4 separate regions of the Homo sapiens genome follow, and regions 1, 3 and 4 are each linked to region 2. The links are chromatin contacts, found by Hi-C or POLR2A ChIA-PET in ENCODE. All regions are on one chromosome and are shown on one strand. Each heading gives the region's core, a stretch centred on a gene start or an enhancer-like site at or near the end of the contact. The rest is flanking DNA. Distances are from core to core; before and after follow the strand shown.

Evidence for each region. Hi-C counts contacts between places; a loop is a spot of excess contacts on that map. ChIA-PET counts read pairs that join two places held with the same protein, here RNA polymerase II (POLR2A). Pooled maps may share reads with other maps.
Region 1: a pooled map shows a loop between it and region 2 (5-fold over the local background). The contact joins two enhancer-like sites. A Hi-C loop is called at or near these places in 3 of 37 single-sample maps with no recorded cell type and 2 of 50 pooled maps.
Region 3: a loop to region 2 is called in a map of IMR-90, with 5 times the contacts of the local background. The contact joins the promoter of NBAT1 here to the enhancer-like site in region 2. A Hi-C loop is called at or near these places in 3 of 168 maps with a recorded cell type or tissue (IMR-90, PC-9 and dorsolateral prefrontal cortex) and 19 of 50 pooled maps.
Region 4: a map with no recorded cell type shows a loop between it and region 2 (6-fold over the local background). The contact joins two enhancer-like sites. A Hi-C loop is called at or near these places in 1 of 37 single-sample maps with no recorded cell type and 1 of 50 pooled maps. POLR2A ChIA-PET finds 5 or more read pairs at or near these places in 1 of 52 experiments (H1).

Annotation. Positions count from the first base shown.
Region 1 is chr6:22,024,342-22,027,210 of GRCh38, reverse strand. The region is part of intron 7 of CASC15 (cancer susceptibility 15); the gene reads right to left. Among named protein-coding and RNA genes, the nearest start is that of NBAT1, 120 kb to the left of the region's middle. RefSeq lists enhancers at 1-85, 1,101-1,270. Within about 2 kb of position 1,355, at least 12 of the 41 ENCODE cell types and tissues checked have a DNase peak (open chromatin) inside an H3K27ac peak, as active enhancers do.
Region 2 is chr6:20,563,608-20,566,338 of GRCh38, reverse strand. All of the region lies in intron 4 of CDKAL1 (CDKAL1 threonylcarbamoyladenosine tRNA methylthiotransferase), which reads right to left. Among named protein-coding and RNA genes, the nearest start is that of CDKAL1, 31 kb to the right of the region's middle. Within about 2 kb of position 1,423, at least 4 of the 41 ENCODE cell types and tissues checked have a DNase peak (open chromatin) inside an H3K27ac peak, as active enhancers do.
Region 3 is chr6:22,145,885-22,148,592 of GRCh38, reverse strand. It overlaps NBAT1 (neuroblastoma associated transcript 1), which reads left to right and starts at 1,400. Exons shown (of 3, transcript NR_034143.1): 1 at 1,400-1,553; 2 at 1,842-1,914. All of the region lies in intron 9 of CASC15 (cancer susceptibility 15), which reads right to left. RefSeq lists an enhancer at 1-248.
Region 4 is chr6:21,845,240-21,848,169 of GRCh38, reverse strand. All of the region lies in intron 4 of CASC15 (cancer susceptibility 15), which reads right to left. Among named protein-coding and RNA genes, the nearest start is that of CASC15, 180 kb to the right of the region's middle. RefSeq lists enhancers at 904-1,033, 1,064-1,113. Within about 2 kb of position 1,334, at least 4 of the 41 ENCODE cell types and tissues checked have a DNase peak (open chromatin) inside an H3K27ac peak, as active enhancers do.

The DNA.
Region 1 (2,869 bases), core at 106-2,605, 1.5 Mb before region 2:
CACGTCTAAAACTTATATTGTTCCTACCAGAGGGAAAAATGATCTACTTTCCAGAACCTTCCATTTCCTAGAAGTTGGCAGAGTTTCTGTATCAGGCTGCGGCTTCTTTAGGACAGCCTGTATATTTCTGGGGAGCTAAAGGATGGAGTCTCTTTTGAAAATTAGTAAGAACAAATTAGGCCCAGTGGCCCAGGGGAGCTGTGTTGTAAAACATGAGAAAACTTTGTTTTCCAACTCTTTGGCAGTATTTTCATAAACTGATGACAATGAAAGGACAGAGATTATTTTTGTACATTGATATTATTCTAAAATATCATGGAGAAAGGTGTGAATGTTATCAGTTAAATGATTTAGTTGGGTAAATAGTGACTGCACAAAATAGAGGATTTATATCACTGGATTTTTCTAAGTACGCAATGAGGACATGTTGCTAATTATAAGAAGTTCACACATGCTACCACATAAGAATGCTTTCTACACAATCTTTCTCTTTCTCCTTAATTAATAAAAAGACCTATGTTACGCTACGGGAACATAAGAAAATTATTATGCGAAAAAAAATCACTATAATCAAGCATTGAAACTATCACTATCACACTGACCCTGAGAATTTGCTAACGTAGTTTAAAAGTAATTAAGAAGGAAAGCTAGCCTTCTACATTTTCAGTCTCGGTCACTGTGGCTACTGGGTTCATCGATGATTGCCAAATCTTGCAAAACTACAGTCCTCTTATCCATGTGGTTTTTAAAACTATAAGCTTCTATTGTGAATAAGCTTGATTTTCTGCTTTAGAAATCCATCAACTGCCAGTCTGTTCTCACGGCATATTGCTAAGAGAGACTCCACAAAGAGCCCAGGTGCATACACCATGAATCAAGTTCTTCATACATTTTAATTACAGTTTATCACAAGTGGGAGAGGTAAGTGAAGAAGGCTTCTTCATAAAATGTTCATTAGAAATGGCAATTTTCCATAGGGGAAACAAAGATGGCATCCTTCAACTTGTTAATCTGAAAAAGTCCCCAGATGTGAATTGTGCCTCTGTAAAAATCATATGCAAACCACATTTAGGCCTGTGGCTCAGCCCAAAACTTTTGAAGAGGGGAGTAAGGGACAAGGAAGGAAACGGAGTGAGCAGTGAAAGAGGAAGATGAAGTTTCTCAGACTTTGTGGACATGTACAAAACAGTTCTTTCTACTTACTATTTAAGCTATTACCCCCTTGCAGGGGGGAGGTTTGTTATCTCCTTAGCCATTTCAAAAGCCTTGGGAGGGAGCAAGCCAGTAAGGGAGTTTTTCTGTGTGTGTCTGTGAGTCAGCAGAAGCCGGAAGCCTTACAAAAAGACTTCAAACAACAAGCTGGAGAGCAGGACAATAGCTTCCACCTCCAGACAGTGAGAAATTGCATTATCCTGAGGGATCACGGCCACCCATGCTCAATGGAGATAAGTAAGAACATTCTCTGCTCTGGCCAATAGGAGATCTGCAGCTACAGCTGCTCACAGAAGCTCTGGGTGGCCTCCATTCCAGCGGCTCCAAAAGGTTTCAAGGCACAAAAACACTGCTGCCGGGTGGTGCTCCCAAGTGCAGGGGGTGGAGGGGAGAGGCTGACGAAGACGAGGGTGGCAAGCTGCATCCCCCCACCAGGTGCTCCAAATCCCCTCTCCCAGCTCAGGGAAATCACAAAGAGGTCTCCAGGCGGATTCCAGCCAGGCGGCTGGTGCAGAGCCTGTGCCTCACCACCACCCACAGCAATGAATGGAAACTGCCCCAGAGACTCCAGAAAGTGGGGAGAAATTCCCTGCTGAGCAGTTCAGTGCTCTAGGAGCAATAGTGTAATTAATGGCACTTACTGAAAGAGCGGGGCATTCCAAATTCAGCCACAAGGAAGAAAGACGCCTTACCACACACCCTACACAGCAGGCACAAAGCCCCTTGTCATGTTCCCTTTAGAGACTCAGGCAAATCTGATCAGGAACTGACATTCGCAGTACAGTTTTACATTTACCAAAAGGCATTAACTGTCCCCTGAGAGAAGAAAAAAATCTTCACATTTGACGGAAAGTTATGTGAAAGTTACAGTATGAGCTCACTTTGAGGATACCATAAGTCACATAGAGGAATTACCTGAGTAAAAACATTTATTTCACTTATTAATAGTATCTGATATCCAGTTTTATAGTACTTCTTATGTTTCCCATTGTCATAGGTTATATATATATGTTTTTAATTTATTTTGAGACAGGGTCTTGTTCTGTTGCCCAGGCTGGAGTGCAGTGGTGAGATCACAGCTCACTGCAGCCTCCAACTCCCAGGCTTAAGCAATCCTCCCACATCAGCCTCCCAAGTAGCTGAGACCACAGGCATGTGCCACCACACCCTGCTAATTTTTTTAATTTTTTTTGTAGAGACAGAGTCTCACTATATTGCCCATGTCGGTTATATTTTTAAATCTTTCCTTGCCTACAGCTAATATCTACATAGTATGTTTGATTGACAAGAAAAAAAAAAAACTAGTTGGAAAGTATCAGATATGCTGCTAATACAGAAATCTCATATTTGCATATAGTCCCCAGACCAAACAACCCCTCTGCAGAACCTAATGTTGTACAGAAACTCTTTTTAAAGAAAGAGTATATATTTTTATTTTCTTTATTTACATATATACATACACACATAAAAAGAGAGACACACTTATGAGTGTGTGTGACCGTGACAAGCAAGAAGGGATTCTAGAAGGATGCAGAAGATGGGAAAGGTAGTACTAGAACTGGAGCACTGCTACCACCTGAATGCTGACAATAACATTTCATGCAAAACCAAAATGGATGGAGGTTTTAAAAATTAAAATTAACTTGTCTGGCAACTA
Region 2 (2,731 bases), core at 174-2,673:
CTATAACATATTAACATATCTAGGCCACACAGAAGGGTCATGAGGCAAGATCATCAGCATAAATTAGCACATTATTACAAGGCATCTAAAGGAACCAGGCAAAATCTGCATGACAGATCTTTCTTTCATAACGAATATATAATGCTATTTGATTGCATTTCTTTTAATCACAAGTATTATTTGGAGGGAAAATACTCGTAGTCTAATATCACATTTTACTACCTACCCAAAATTGGAATTATGGACAGCCAGGGTATGTATGGGGTTGGAGAGGGAAGCCTGTTAAAACCATTTTTGGGACACTTAACTATCTTTGTCCATTTGTCCAGAAACAAAGGGGTTTAAAAAAAAAATCACTGAGTGCATTTTTGCTTTTTCTAATTTTCCCACAAAAATCTGAAAGCATTAAATCATTTAGGAAAAAAGCCTTTGTTATTTACCAAACCCACAGAATTACACATCTACTAAAAGAGGTGAAATAGCAGTTCAGTTTGTTAATGAAGCCCTGTTTTTTCATCTCTACAGTAAGAATATCCTAAGACTACGGCCTCTAGGGTATTAAAGAGTCACAGTATCTTCTTTTTATTTTTTATGCTACTCATAGCTCACAGAACCACTGTCAAATACTGGAAGAAAATATCTATATGATAGTCTTTAGCTACTGGAACTGTTGCTGAATAATCAAATCCTCCTGTAATTATGCATTTTTAAACAATTCAGACAAATCGCATATGTAGCATATTACTAACATCAACAAACCCTGCTAGAAGAGTGAACATTTAAATATAAGCACATATACTCCCATGAACATAAAAACAAACCTCTAACTGCCAACTGTGCCTTCACTTCCCCCAAGCTATATACATTTAGTAACTGAGACAGTCATTTCAGAGTTAGGAGGATGGGTTTTTAACGGAAAAAAATGTAAACTTTCTTTCCAAGGCATGGTACCCTAAAAAGTGATTTTCAGAGAGAAATAAAAACTGAAACATACAAATTATATTGCCTCAAAATAGTCCCTACTTTTAAGTAAAGGAAACAGTAGAAGCACATCTGAAATTATTATATCTTGGACTTCTAAACTTACCCCCACAACAAAAGTAAAACATTTTATAATAGTAATGGAACTGTCTTGTGCTTTTTCACCCCTGTAAAAATCACTGACAAATGCTGTTCATTTAAAAATATATATATATATAGATAGCTTTGATGGGATAAAAAAATATCCTACTTGTATTCTCTTTCTAGGTCATAAACTACATTGGATGTAATAGGCTGTATAAATGAACAATCAGGAGGTTTCCGTCTAACTGTATGGGAAGTGTATTCACCACATCCTGCTATATAAATAACCCTCACTTCAAGTCAAATTCATATTATCTAATTTTTGCATTTCTCACCCAGAGAAGCTCTTCGCAGGACCTGGACCTAGATTCTCCTCTCATCACACAACTGTGAGTAGGAAATTCAAGCAATGAAAGGTTTTGCTACATTTTCAAAGGTACTTTTAAGATAAAATAACTTTCTAAAATGAATAAACCTGGGCAGTGTGACCTAAAAGCCACATAAATAATTTATTTGTGGCTGTCATGTTTTAATCACTGGACTGTTTTCAGAGGCTTAAAAAATTTAATGGTTTTTGTTATACAAAAGCAACTAGGTTTTCCATGAAACATTAGCTGTCACATTAATACAAGGTTTTATCATTAATTACAATGGATCACACAGGAGTTTATATCTACAAAATGATTGTTAAATATCTGAATTTCCAAACCATTTCAAAATAAAAATGAAACCTGGTCCTAGTAAACTTTACATGAATTAAAGATCCATTTACAAAACAGAAAATTAAATGTAAAAAAATAACCTCAATTTAAAACATTTGTAGATAAAACATTCAACACACTTTTTCATCAAAAAATGCAAATTAAAATATTAAACATAGGTAAACAGTGCCATCTTTTGGTATATTTAGGAACTGAGCTAAATTGTACAAAAACATCTTTAACAGATGAAAGGTGAGTAGAGCAAAGAATTCAAAAACCATCAGTTTATCATTTTATAACATTTAAGCTTTATAAATATATTAGCTTTTTTGGAGATGGGGTCTTGCTATGTTGCACAGGACAGACTCAAATTCCTGGCCTCAGGTAATTCACCTGTCTCAGCCTCCTGAGTAGCTAGCATTACAGGCACAAGTACCAAGCAGGCTATTTTTAAACTTATAAATATTTCCAAAAACATATTACCTCACATTTGTTTTCACTTCAATTTCATGAGATTAATAGAGCATCATTACATTTTAAAGACACTGAGGCTCAGAACATTTTAGTAATTGATCCCAAAATCCCTCAGTTAAAAATGATTGAGCCATCGCTGGCTTAAAATTGCTCGTTTTTACATTCCAACATTAATTCATTAAGCTTAGATAATGAGCCAAGTTATATAATTATTCTGTATTATAAGCAATGAACAAATTTTTATATTAGTTAAGATTCTGTAAAAATCGTTTGATTGCTTTTAGTATTTTTTGTATAATTTGGAAAGGAAAAGATACTTATGTTTATTAAATGAAGAATACACATTGACTACATTCACACAGCTGCTTACACTTCACAAATGCAAAAACTTTTAATCCAATATAGTATTCTTCATATCTCTATGTTAATGAGAAAAAAAAAAAGCCCTCGTTGGCTAGGTGTGGTGGCTCATGCCTGTAATCCCAGTGACT
Region 3 (2,708 bases), core at 151-2,650, 1.6 Mb before region 2:
AACCATGAACCGCTAATTACAAGCTGGTGACATTCTGCTTGTCTATGCAGCTTTGAAGTTCTAAGGCTGTTTTTCTCTTGTGCGCTTGCTCTGTTTCATTCTCTTCTCCTCATGCCACCCACCCCCAATCACTTACTCTCTCTTTCCTCTTTTCACTTTAAAGCCTTTCTGGATTCACTCTAGGACTATCTGGAGAAAGAGGTAAGAATGATCAGATTCTGTAACTTATTGCTTTTCCTTTCCTTCTGTACTATCCCTGCACACAGATCTACAGTTTGAAAGTACAGTAATAAGATCCTCACCCAGCCCCATCCGCAGGAATGCATCAACAGCTGGCCAAACATAATCCAACACACAGAGCTGCCTTTGTAGAATTAGTAACAAACAGTGGAAGGGCCAGACAGGCGTCCCAGAAGAGCTCCCCATGACAACTGGGAAACCTCCTCACCCCCAGGGTTGAGCTGACTCCACTGAGCTGGGGTTGGAGAACCCCAGCTCTCACATCTGAATCTACAACAAGCCTCAAGTGCCTGCCCTCAACCTCACTAGAAGCTATTCAGAGGGCATTCGGCTCTCCATAACAGCAAGTTAGAAGCAAGCATTCTCCATACTAACAACAGCCATACTCTGCCTCATGGCACATGCCTTTTGAAATGCAACACTGCAAATCTCCAAATCACATGAACAGCATTTACACCTGTACCTAACCATCAGCTGTGAGCTGGTAGGACCACCTCTCGTCTTTAGAAAATAATTTCTTTTTGCAAATTATAGGCTGATCCCGGCACTCTGAAACATGTAAATATAACACTGTATTCATCTCCACTGAGCATTTAGCATCTGAAGCCTGTGGTAGCCAGCTGGTCTCAAAGTCATCTGGGATACATTTATTTTGATTAAATTGATCAGATTTCTATTTACAGGATAGAATTTTTTTGCCATTACTGAATACAGCTGTGTTTACAGGGATTTGTAGAAGAAGAAAACAAAACCCCACAATCGGTCCTAGCAAAGCACAGAGCATTCAGAACTGGAAGGAGTTAAAACAGAGGGGGCTTGCTTTCACAGTAAAAAGAAAATTCTGCATGCAGCTGCTTTGGCCATGCTGTCTCACTAGTCAGGAAATGGGTGTTGAACTGGAGCTGAAAACACAAGCTGCAATCAAGCCCGATCCAGCAAAGTGACAGACTTCCTGTGTAAAATGGTCAGAAACCTTTTTTCATGTCTCTACATGCATGCACATGCATTTAAATCCATGCTGCGAGGCTGCGATTTTCTCTGGGGACACTGGTACAGTCACCTAGCCCATCAGTTCCTTCGTCGACAGCGCCGGGGACATCCAGACTACAATTTACAGTTCCTCTATCCATGTGCTGGGTTATAAATTATGCCATCCTCCCTAGAATGAGAATGCACAGCAAGCGGCAGACAATCACCCGGCATTCGGCATCTCTTTCTTTTCACGCGCTCCCTCGCTCCGCCTTTCTCCAGCTCTGCCTTCTCAGGCAGATACATCAGATACCTTGTTTATCCATCTTCAGCTCCACTCTGAGGTAAAATGCCACCACATCTCGCCATGGGTTGTCCCCCCAGACTAAATCCCTGGGAACAGCCTGAGCTGGGTGCACGCGGCCGAGGCGACGGCTGCCCTTGCCCTGCGGAGCACGGGTGGGCATTGGATGTAAGGTATTCCTAACTTCCCCTTCCCCAGTCCTTGGCGTCCTCTCTAGCCATCCCACCCCAGGTCTTCTGCAGCTTCACCCTGTCCTCCAAGTCCCCTCGCCCAGCTGCGAGGCAGGAGACCCCGGCCGGAGCTCCGCCAGCAGGTCCTTCTTTCGCAGGGCGCAGACGCACGATTCCGGGATCGGGTGCACCACGGCGAAGCCCAGGCGGGAGACGGCAGGAGCAGCTCAGGTAACCAGGGGAAGCTTGCGTGCCCACGGAGATGCAGCCGTGGAGCTGTGAGGAAAGACGGTCTGGCTTCAGAATTTAAAAAAAAAAAATAGAAAAAAAAAAAAAAAAAGAAACACAAAACAGCGCAGCTCGGCGCCAGCGGGGGTGGAAAAAACAGACACAAACCATAAAAAAAAGCAAGAGTTAAAATCAAATTTCAAAAAAAAAAAAAAAAAAAAGGAAATACAGAGATCAGAGTACTTCATGCGACTTTTATTTCTGACGTTTCTTGGTTTATTGGCCTCCCCACCCCCTCCAAAATCTGTTCTGTCCCTGAACACCACTGTCTGTCCATGAGTGCCAGTCACAAAGACTCTTGCTCCCAAGTGCTGCAGACCCAGCATCACATGAGAAACCACATGACAAACTGCAGTCGGCTGCTGATGTGGTCAACTATTTCACCCAGGCAGGGGGAGCAGGAGGGAGACAAACCTCAAGTGAGACATGCCCCTCTCAGGCGGCCAGGAAGACATTTCCTTAAAAGAACAATGAGAAGCATGCCTCTGAAGCTTGCTTGGGAATACATATACACTTTTACATATGCGCACTTACAGAGACTAAAGAGGCCGTGGATACTTGAAGACATTCTGAGGATGCTGTACCACAGACACTAGCTGGATGGCAGCAATATTATTTCTAGTATGTATTAGTCAAAGCTGATTCCACTTAAGTGGATTCCTGAAAAGCACACACCACGTCTTCATAGCATGATCAGGCTTGGAAAACCTATTCTATTATCTCTCCCTGCAATCTGT
Region 4 (2,930 bases), core at 85-2,584, 1.3 Mb before region 2:
AATTCTTCCTTCATTTATTTTATTTGTTCAACAACAAGTATTTATGTAGCTTCTTTCAACAGCTAGTGATACTTGGCTTCATATAAGATTACCCACTAACAATTTGATCTTGAACTCTTTCCTCAAAGGAAGATTTTTTAAAGCATAGAGCAATTATGTATGATTCCAATTCAGGACAAAGTAGGCGGTAACTTACATTTTTAGCTCTTAAGTGGGTGCTCACGGCCATATGTAGCTCCTGAGTGTGGAGATTACATCCCAAATATAGAACAAGGCTCATCTATACAGTATAATTGTGGAATTCTAAGTCTCAGTCTCCAAGCCACAGAAACGAGGGAGCTATTCAGAGAAGTGGATTCCTTCAAGCAAATATTCTATACTTTCCCCCAATCACCATTTTTTTCAATAAATCAGGTTGCAGCTGAGAAGATGCCAGGCTCATATATTCTCCCTTCAAATTTATGTATTTGATACTTTCTATTCGGTTTTTTTGGAGGTTTCCTCAACCCAGAAAGGGTGGCTGCTGATCATCTCTTCCTGAACTATTGTTACACTTGCCCAAGTACCCAAGCCCTTGCGTGTGACACACTTGTGCACCTGGAATCTCAATTAGTTCCAAGCAATATAAATAGAAAAAGTGGCCACTGGTAATGGATATAAAATGAAGTGGCAGAAGGGCACTTTTCAAGGCAGTGAAAATACAGCTTTGACAATGGACACAGGGAGTCGTAACACCCGGCAGGCTCTCATTTGGTCTGCACAGAGGAAAGCGTGGTGTGTAAACTCCAGACGTATCTAATGCAGAGCACTTGTTCAGAAGCCCTAGTGCAACATCCGGCTTTTGTTCATGTCCATAGGCGTCTCTTAGAAAAAAAGAACCCAAAGCACATAGAGAGGAAGCTGCTAAAACACTGACTTCTAATTAGATCACTAACATCACTGGAGGAAAAGGAAAATGGATCTGTCTACTGTTTCCTTAAAATCCGCTACTGCTTTATCTAAAAGCTATAAATGACAAACATCCTAAATAGCGTACTGTACTTGGGTTCAAAAGTTCAGCAGTATCTGGAGAAGTGGTAGCACCCTCCCCGAGGAAGGACCAACCTGGGGGCTACAGAAGGGTTATTGAACCTGGCTCCTCCCACTCAGACCATCTGCAAAAGCTTAGGTCTTTGCAGCCATTCTGACCTTCAGGCCTAGAGTCGTTACTCAAACTGCACCTGCCCGGGATTGGGTTTCCTGCTAGTGAATGATTGTTTCTTTCCTTTAGTCTGCAAACAGCTGTCACGTGATCAAGTGGCAGGCAGAATGGAGGGAGCTGGCCCCTTGCAAAAGGGCTGAGTGGGACACCAACTTGGGTGATTCATCTCCTTCAAAAACCTGTTCCTGAAATGCTTTTGTATGTTTATATTGCTTCTTGTTTCAGCTCATAGATAATTAAAGCCTGTCAGAGATGGGGCTCTAACCTGGAAAATATACTATCTCTATACTCATTAGGGCTCATAAGGATGAATGGGGCTCATTGTCTTTCCCTTTTCCCTTTGACCCCAGTGATTCCTAAATCTATGGTTTATAACCTTGCAAAAAAATGAGGGTAACCTTGAAAAGGAATGCACTGTCTCCCTGTAACAAGAGATTACAGTTGCATGCCAGAATCAGTTATACCTGCTTGCTAGACATTTTGCTAATCCAAATAATATGTCCACAGCATGCGTAAAATAACCTTGGACATTTTGACAGTAATGGAATAAAATCTTAGAGGCATTTTCACTCAATAAACATCTTGTGGGGGAGGGGGGATTTACATAACATTTGTACATGTTATTAGGAGATTCTACCCAAGAGGACACTGGCATGCAAGGAAGTGAATTGTTATAGTTACTCACAAGCAAAGTTAAATATTACAAGAAAAGGGAAGGTTATTCTAGCCAAACTTTCTGACAATAAAGAATCACGGCTTTCCCTCAAAAGGACAGTTCTATATTTAATTTAAAGAAAACACACAGAGCTATATCTATCCAAAATGCTTCCCAATGATTAATCGAAACAGTATTCCTTCTTGGATGAGAGTGAAGCAGTAGGAATGGAGAACTGTCAAATCTTCCAGACCTCTAGGCATCCAAAATCAATGCAGAGGTTAGAGTGTTGCTTGGCAGTGGCTTTCCTCCCGAGAATTTCACTCCTGCATATCAAGAATGCTATTGGATTTTTCACACACACACACACACACACCTTGGACATGCCACAAGTGTATTCCTCCTGCTGAAACACAATTATAAGGCTAACAGATCAGATGAGCATGCATTAAGTGGAAAAGCAGGCAGGTTTAAATTGGACTGCAGAGTTATCACAGGTAGAGAAACAAAATTAGTTTATAAGAAAATAAAAAAGAAAGCACTCCTTATTACTCACCCACATCCCTCACCTTCCCCTGTGCCAGCGTTGGCCCTGGGCTTACTAGGATGTTTAAAGGCCGACAAGAAGAAATCCTCATCTACAGCCTTAGCACTTAATGTGGGTAAATGTCAACTGTTGGTACCCAGGTGTTGAATAGCGTCTGCCTTTACTTTTAAGCAATAAGACAAGATAGGCTGAATACTTGTGGGTGACTATTGCTTTGCTCAAGTGAATACCAAAATGACTCTGAACACATGAGAAACATAATAATTCTTTCGAAATGTCCTGACTGAAGCACCTCATTTTAGATTACAAAATGGATTTCATACATTTCAGCTAGAAAGAAAGAAAGAAAGAAAGAGAGAAAGAAGGAAAACAGGCGGATCAGTTTATTTTCTGAGCACAGTATTAATGACATGATGACATCACCAACAGCCAATCAGAAAGCTCTCTGGTGTCTGGTGTTCTAACACCATTTCATATTTATGGATAAGCACCAGAAGGGTGTCAACCCTAAGCTGCATTTCCCTCCC